Linked DNA regions of Homo sapiens: region 1 is linked to region 2. The links are chromatin contacts, found by Hi-C or POLR2A ChIA-PET in ENCODE. All regions are on one chromosome and are shown on one strand. The core of a region is the stretch at or near the end of the contact, and the rest is flanking DNA. Distances in the headings are between cores, read along the strand shown.

The links. Hi-C counts contacts between places; a loop is a spot of excess contacts on that map. ChIA-PET counts read pairs that join two places held with the same protein, here RNA polymerase II (POLR2A). Pooled maps may share reads with other maps.
Region 1: a loop to region 2 is called in a pooled map, with 5 times the contacts of the local background. The contact joins the promoter of WDR82 here to the promoter of CCDC12 in region 2. A Hi-C loop is called at or near these places in 1 of 168 maps with a recorded cell type or tissue (CD4-positive, alpha-beta memory T cell) and 4 of 50 pooled maps. POLR2A ChIA-PET finds 5 or more read pairs at or near these places in 1 of 52 experiments (endothelial cell of umbilical vein).

The regions. Positions count from the first base shown.
Region 1 is chr3:52,276,605-52,280,223 of GRCh38, forward strand. WDR82 (WD repeat domain 82) reads right to left here and starts at 2,045. Exons shown (of 9, transcript NM_025222.4): 1 at 1,597-2,045. The coding sequence starts at 1,757. RefSeq lists enhancers at 772-1,404, 908-957, 978-1,057, 1,468-1,567, 2,037-2,668 and silencers at 1,758-1,837, 2,018-2,307.
Region 2 is chr3:46,975,475-46,979,113 of GRCh38, forward strand. It overlaps CCDC12 (coiled-coil domain containing 12), which reads right to left and starts at 1,271. Exons shown (of 7, transcript NM_001277074.2): 1 at 1,163-1,271. The coding sequence starts at 1,258. RefSeq lists enhancers at 1-457, 458-1,159, 984-1,293, 1,863-2,563 and a silencer at 1,384-1,523.

The DNA of each region.
Region 1 (3,619 bases), core at 795-3,294, 5.3 Mb after region 2:
TAATCTGTGCATAAGCACTATACATTTCATGCAAGCCAGCTTCAAATTACTCCTCCAGGACCCCACAATGCTGACCCTACTACCACACCTTTAAATGTTACTTCGTCTTCTAAACTGATTCAAGTGACCAGACCAGGACAGAAATCCATCTACTCAATGAGTAACACTGACTCAAATAACTATTTGTCCAGCTAACAATTCCCTCTTCCTTAAGACCACCACTGCAGACCACTCTGCCACAAACTGCAGGCAGATCCAGAGCCGGTTACATAATACTTTCTCACAGCCCCAGTGGGGAAAAAAACTGGGGGGATACCATTATAGCTCAGTCCAAACTAGCATTACTTCAGATAATCAAATTCACAAATGAAGAGATATGTTCCAAAAGAAGGACACCAGTCTAAAAAAAAAAAAAGGAAAAAGGAACAGCTGGAGAAGGTGGAGAAAAACCCAAGATCTCAAATAATAATAATAATAATAATAATAATAATAATAATATCTGTTACTAGGTGACAAAATCAAGTCTGAAAAAACCAGGGTCCACCGAATTAAACCAAACATCAGCAAGCCTTCTTGGGGAAGGTGGCTAAGGGTAAAACGAATTTAATCTAAACTAGTTTTTGGCTCCAAGGAGCTGCAAGTCCACAGGCGTGCGGTGAGGAGGGCTGACAAGGACCCCCAGGGAAAAAGGCAAAGTGCTGTGCTTAGATTTTGCGAAAAGATGCAGGTATGGTGGGTCTCCAGATGACTTGTGGCAACATAAAAGTTTCATGATCAGAATTGGAATTCAAAGTGGACCAAAAAGTGTAATAGAAAAAAAAAAGTATGAAAGGAAACCTGAAATTGTTCTACGATGCTTGCTTTGTTTTAACGGAAGCTCACATTCAGGTCAGGATGGGACGACCAAGTTCGTTTGTGTGTGGCAAAAAGGAAGTTTTAGATGTTGCTGAAAAGTTCACTTATGAACGTGGGCACCAAGTCTGAATGAGTAAGAGAAAGGCTAGGAGCAGGAAGAAAAAGCAAGGGGGCTCAAAGGGGCACAACAAATAAATCCTGACAGCTAAGAAGTGCAACCCACGCGGTCTGACGGCAGAAAGGCCGCGGGAAGCTGAGGGGCAGGGGATGGGCGGAGTGCCAGGGCGGAATCGAGGTCACAGTGGAGAGAGCACAAGAGAGAGCTGACGCTGCCGAAGGAGGCAGAAAAGCAGCCCCTGCAGTCCTGCGTCGAGGCCGGAGCAGACCAGCACCTTTGACAGCCTGAGGAGCTGAAAACGCTACCTGGTGGGCCCAGGGTGGGCGGACCGGGCGTTTAAAGGTCAAGGTCAAGGTGGGGTTTGGCAAGTGATGCATAGCGCTCAAAGGAGACCGAAGACATACAAATAATATTATAAAATTATGACTATCGTTATCTTTTTTTTTTAAGAAGAAAAAAATAAAAGGTCTCCTGGACGGCTGCGGGGTGGAGGCGGCCCTGGCAGGAACGCGTGCAAAATAGGCTGGGGGCTGAAGTCGGGACGGAGGGCAGGCCGAGGGACCTGTGCTGGGCCACCGGAGGGAGGCACTGAGACTCGGGCCCAGGGCCTCCGCCGCACTCACTTGCCCTCCTGGCAGTCATAGAGCACGATGGAGTCGTCGTCGCTACTCGAGATGACCGTCTCGCCGTTGGGGCTGAAATCGAAGCAGTTAATCTTGTCCGAGTTTTCGCGGAACACCTTAGCGACGCGGAAGCTCCGCAACACGCTGTCGGTCAGCTTCATGGCGGCGGCTGGGGAAGGCAGCGGCGGCGCAGGGCCGGGGCGGGGCCCGGCGGCGAGCGGGCGGGCTGCCGAGGGGCCAACCCAGGCGGGGCGGGCGCCGCGCCGGCGGCTAGCGGGAAGTCGGCCAACAGTTGGGCCGCCTCCTCCTCTTCTTCCTGCTTGGTCGAGGGTCTTCTGCCTGGACTGTGGAGCCTCGCCGACCGTTCGTCCTCACAGCCACCTCACGGACAACCGGCGCGTCGCCGGCTCATTGTGTCCGCCATTTTGGGGCGACAGGCAGAAGCTGAGGGCGAGGAGCCTCAGCCGCGGCGCACGCCGGGAAAGGGGGCGGGGCGGGAACGGCGGAGCAAGGCGGGGAGGCGGGGTGGTGACGTCAGCGCGGCCGCGGCGGAGTGTAGTGGCGGGGCGGGCTGCTGGCAGGGAGCGGCCGAGACGTGCAGGGCCTTCCCGGGGGATCGGAAGGTTGCGGATGCCTTGGGAGCCGGGGGCCCTTGCGCGGGATTGCAACCCCCGCGAAGACTCTGGCGCCTCCTGCAGGCGTCCCGATCGCAGGCTGCGTGGGAGGGGGTACTGCAGGGTCGGGTATGCTGCTGGAGGCCGGTTTTGGGGGTGACTCAGGTGAGCCGCTCGCAGGCAAGCTTGACCGCTAGTCCACCGCAGCGTCCGCTTAGACAGCTTCGACCTCTTTACTTTTTTTTTTTTTTTTGGAGATGGAGTCTCTCGCTCAGGCGCGCGCCACCACGCCCAGCTAATTTTGTATTTTTGGTAGAGACGGGGGTTCACCATGTTGGCCAGGCTGGTCTCGAACTCCTGACCTCACCCGCACCCGGCCTCGTTTTCTTAATCGAGGTAGACTTTAGGTACAGTAAAAATCAGCCTTTTTAGGCCGGGCGCGGTGGCTCACGCCTTTAAACCCACCACTTTGGGAGGCCGAGGCGGGATGATCGCTTGAGCTCAGGAGTTGAGACCAGCCTGGCCAACATGACAAAACCCCACCTCTACTAAAATACAAAAAATTAGCCGGGCATGATGGCGCGGCTGAGGCACGAGAATTGAGAAAGGCGGAGGCTGCAGTGCGCCGAAATCGTGCCACTGCATTCCAGGCTGGGCGACAGAGCAGACGGTTTCCCCCCAAAAATTAGCCTTTTTAGTGGCTAGTTTTATGTTCTGACACCCATACACAGTCATGCAGTCACCACCACATTCAAGATTTGGAAGAGTTGCACTATCCTGTTTGTAGTCAACAGGATTATTTTAAAGGTTCTATCATATAAGTGATTATTTGCCTTAAAAGAAAGTTTATCTCTAACAAAGGAAAGCAGTATTTGAACAGAAAATAGGAACCAAGCTTCCTAACCTTAACTTTCTGGGCAAGGGGTTAAACTCAATGCCAACCTATGTGGCTTCACAGATCTGTATCTTGTGTGAAGCTCCTCAAAAGGTTAATTGCCTGGGGTTTCCAACAATGAAGATGGGGATTATTTATTTTTGCTTTCTTTAGCTAAAGAGAAACAAAAACGAGGAAAGGCTGTGAGACATTTCAGTCGCTATTAGGAAGGTTATTATCCAGAGACCTGTGCAATGGTAAAAAACAAAATGGAAACCCTGGGACAGTTGGGGTCTTTCTAGAAAGAACTAGAGGCTGTATCCCAACCCCCTGGGTAAAAGGAGAGCCAGGATCCTTATACATAAAGAGAAGTTGTTCTCTAAGGGAAGAGGCAAGTTCCTGGCTAAGTCTGGGGTATAATTGCCTCCTGACAAAGAGCAGAGCTTCTGGCTACAATTTGTTCTGGGGTCTGGAAAAAGCCGGTTTGAGTGAAACCTGAATAGATGGCAACTTTCCAAACTGCACACAATGGAAG
Region 2 (3,639 bases), core at 21-2,520:
GCCCTCGTTCCCAATTTCTAAGGCCCACCCTTAGTTAGAAATAAATCTTTTCTTTTTTTTTTTTTTTTTTTTTTGAGACGGAGTCTCGCTCTGTCGCCCAGGCTGGAGTGCAGTGGCAGGATCTCGGCTCACTGCAAGCTCCGCCTCCTGGGTTGACGCCATTCTCCTGCCTCAGCTTCCCAAGTAGCTGGGACCACAGGCACCCGCCACCACGCCCGGCTAATTTTTTTGTATTTTTAGTAGAGACAGAGTTTCACCGTGTTAGCCAGGATGGTCTCGATCTCCTAACCTCGTGATCCGCCCACCTCGGCCTCCCAAAGTACTGGGCGCGTGAGCCACCGCGCCCGGCTAAATCTTTTATTTTCGATTTTTTTTTTTTTTTTTTTTTTGAGACGGAGTCTCGCTCTGTTGCCCAGGCTGGAGTACAGTGGCGAGATCTCGGCTCACTACAACCTCTGCCTCCCAGGCTCAAGCGGTTCTCCTGCCATAGCCTCCCGAGAAGCTGGGATTACAGGCGCGCACCACCACGCCCGGCTAATTTTTGTATTTTTAGTAGAGGCGGGGTTTCACCATGTTACCCAGCCTGGTCTCGAACTACTAACCTCAAGTGATCCGCCTGCCTCGGCCTCCCAAAGCACTGGGATTACAGGCGTGAGCCACCGTGCCCGGCCTCTTTTTGATTTTTGCACGAAACGACTCCGGCTGTATACCCACTGCTGTCACTTGCTGCCCTGTCCAAGGAGTGCTGCCGGACTGGGGAGTCTGTCTGACTCAGAATCGAAGGCGGGGGTTAAAGACCAGCTAGGCCATAGAGGAACGGAACAAATCACGCCTAACCCAACAAGCATCTGAACCTACAGGCAGCCCTAGATACCTACACGAGCAACACCCGGGAAGCAGGAGTCAGATGGACTGCGGGTCGCTGACCACTGCCTTGCCCACCCCCGCGCATGCGCGACGACCGCACCAGCGCCAGAGGAGTCCCACGCCAAGCAGCCCCAGACATCGTGGGAGGGCGCCGTCTTCTCGCGCATGCGTTAGCGCCCGCGCATGCGCGCCCTCGGCAGCTGTCTTTCCTTATTAGCCCTTTGCTCTCCTCAAGCGCGACCCGGACCCCGAACGCTGGACGCCTCAACTGCGACCCTCACTCCACACTTCTCACCTTGCGCCCGGTTTTCTCCCGTAGGGCCTTCAGCCGTTCCTTTCGCCGCAACGCCTCTTCCTCTAGCCGGCCCACACCAGCCGTAGTTGCCTCCATCTTGCCCGCGTACGCCCCTCCTTTTCTCCCGTCTTGCATCGCGCAGGCCTAAGGAGAGTGGATAAATGTCTCGCGGCCAATCCAAGGACGAGAATGAGAGACTGGGAGGTCCTGAAAGCCAATCAATGCGGGGTTATTATGGGCGAGCCCTCCCCGCCTTGCCCCGCCCCGCCCCGCCCCGCCCTTATTCTTCCGGACAACTTGCCTAGTGGGTGGGGAGCCAGCAAAAAAAAAAAAGAAAAAAAAAAAAGCTAAGGCTCGATTTATCCAACGCTGATCAGTGAAAGAGCAGCAAGTGGAATTCAGACCTGAGAGAAGGAGAAAAGAGTGCGTCGATCGCTCCGGTTTTGCCCAAGTACTAACCACACTAATCACTCCATGCTGGCCTCTTGGAATGCCCTGACTCATCCTTGTCCACTTGACCTGACAAGGCTCGAATGCCTTCAAGAAACCTTCCCTGGGCCGGGCGCGGTGGCTCACGCCTGTAATCCCAGCACTTTGGGAGGCCGAGGAGGGCGGACCACGAGGTCAGGAGATGGAGACCATCCTGGCCAACATGGTGAAACTCCATCTCTACTAAAAATACAAAAATTAACTGGGCGTGGTGGCGCGTGCCTGTAATCCCAGCTACTCGGGAGGCTGAGGCAGGAGAATCGCTTGAACCAGAGAGGCGGAGGTTGCAGTGAGCCGAGATCGTGCCACTGCACTCCAGCCTGGCAGCAGAGCAAGACTCCGTCTCAAAAAAAAAAAAAAAAAAAAAAAAGCCTTCCCTGATCCTCCACTTCGATCCCACCCTAATACAAGGTATGACTTACACCTCTGCAGCTGTCAGTGGCTCCCCGGACTCACCTGACAAGCGCCCCTAAGCCCCTCTGTGACCACTCTCAGCTCAGACAAAGCCTGCACAGTGAGGGGGACCTGACTGTATGGCTGTTTCCCTCTGGACTCAAAGATGATCCCCTCTCATTCCCATCCCCTCCTGGAGCAGCAAAGTCCTCAGGGTCAAGTTACCTTTCCCGGGGAAGAGCAAACCCCAACCTGGGTCCAGTGGGCCTCAAGTACTGCCCCCAATCCCCAGCTTAGAAAGACTTGGGGTGGCCTCGACTGCAAGTCGCCACAAGATTCATGGCTACCCAGCAGAAGCTGCCAGAGTCTTCTTTCCTGCATGAACTAGAGTGTCCTGATAACCGCGAGACCACTTAGGCTGAAGTCAAGATATTCTTTCAGTATGTGGGGGTCCCCAAAGCCACACCCCCTCTCACTTGGGAATAGGAGACCATGCCGCCCCCTCTCCACCTCCACTGCCAGGGGACAACTAGCCTCTTAGGCTGTTCCCTCCCTGAGTCTTCCCTTCCCAAGCTGGCTACAGGTGGACATCCACTCTTCCCCTTCCAACTCCCTTCAGAGGCCCATGGGCCACAGACTGCAGATCTAGCCCTCCCTTCACTAACCCTCTTGTCCTCACTAACCTGGGTCTGTCTAAGCCTTCTTCCCTGTAGTGGATGGGTTGCTCTGCCAAGGCCTGGCATGCAGTTTGGAGGTGCTCAGGAAACCTCAGCTCAGAGCTATGATGGATGAAGCAGGACAAAAGGCCAGAGGTGAACCAAGAAGCTGGGAGAACAAAACAGGACAGGGTCTCTGTTGTCTTGGCCAACCAAGGTCTAGGAGTCTCCAGACTGGTCAACTCCTGGAACGAGTAGCACCCCTCTGGGCCCAGAAAACTTCTCCCCAGCCCCAACAAAGAGCCTGATCCCTGCCCAACACCAGGGGTTGGGTCCCTGCCACCATCACCCCGTGCCCCTTTCCCCGTGTCCAGACTGTGAGGTAAGGGGATGGGGAAGGGGGCACGGGGTGATGGTGGCAGGGACCCAAAAAAGAGTCAGTCAAGCCTGGGTCCCTGCCCCTGCTGCCCAAGTGGTCCTCATTTGGTCAACTTGGGCCTCAGTTTCTCCATCTGTAAAACAGAGCCGGCCGGGTGCGGTGGCTCATGCCTATAATCCCAGCACTTTGGGAGGTCGAGGCGGGTGGATCATGAAGTCAGGAAATCCAGACCATCCTGGCTAACACGGTGGAACCCCGTCTCTACTAAAAATACAAAAAATTAGCTGGGCCTGGTGACACGCGCCTGTAGTCCCAGCTACTCAGGAGGCTGAGGCAGGAGAATCACTTGAACCCAGGAGGCGGAGATTGCAGTGAGCCGAGATCGAGTCACTGCACTCCAGCCTGGGCGACAGAGTGAGACTCTGTCTCAAAAACAAACAAAAAACAGAGCCATGAGGCACCCACCTGTTGAGGTTAAAGAAACAACATATGTGAAGCAAGTTCTGGGCCCTGGAGTTGGGGAATGGGGGGAGCCCCTCCACTGGAGCGTTTGGGAAGGC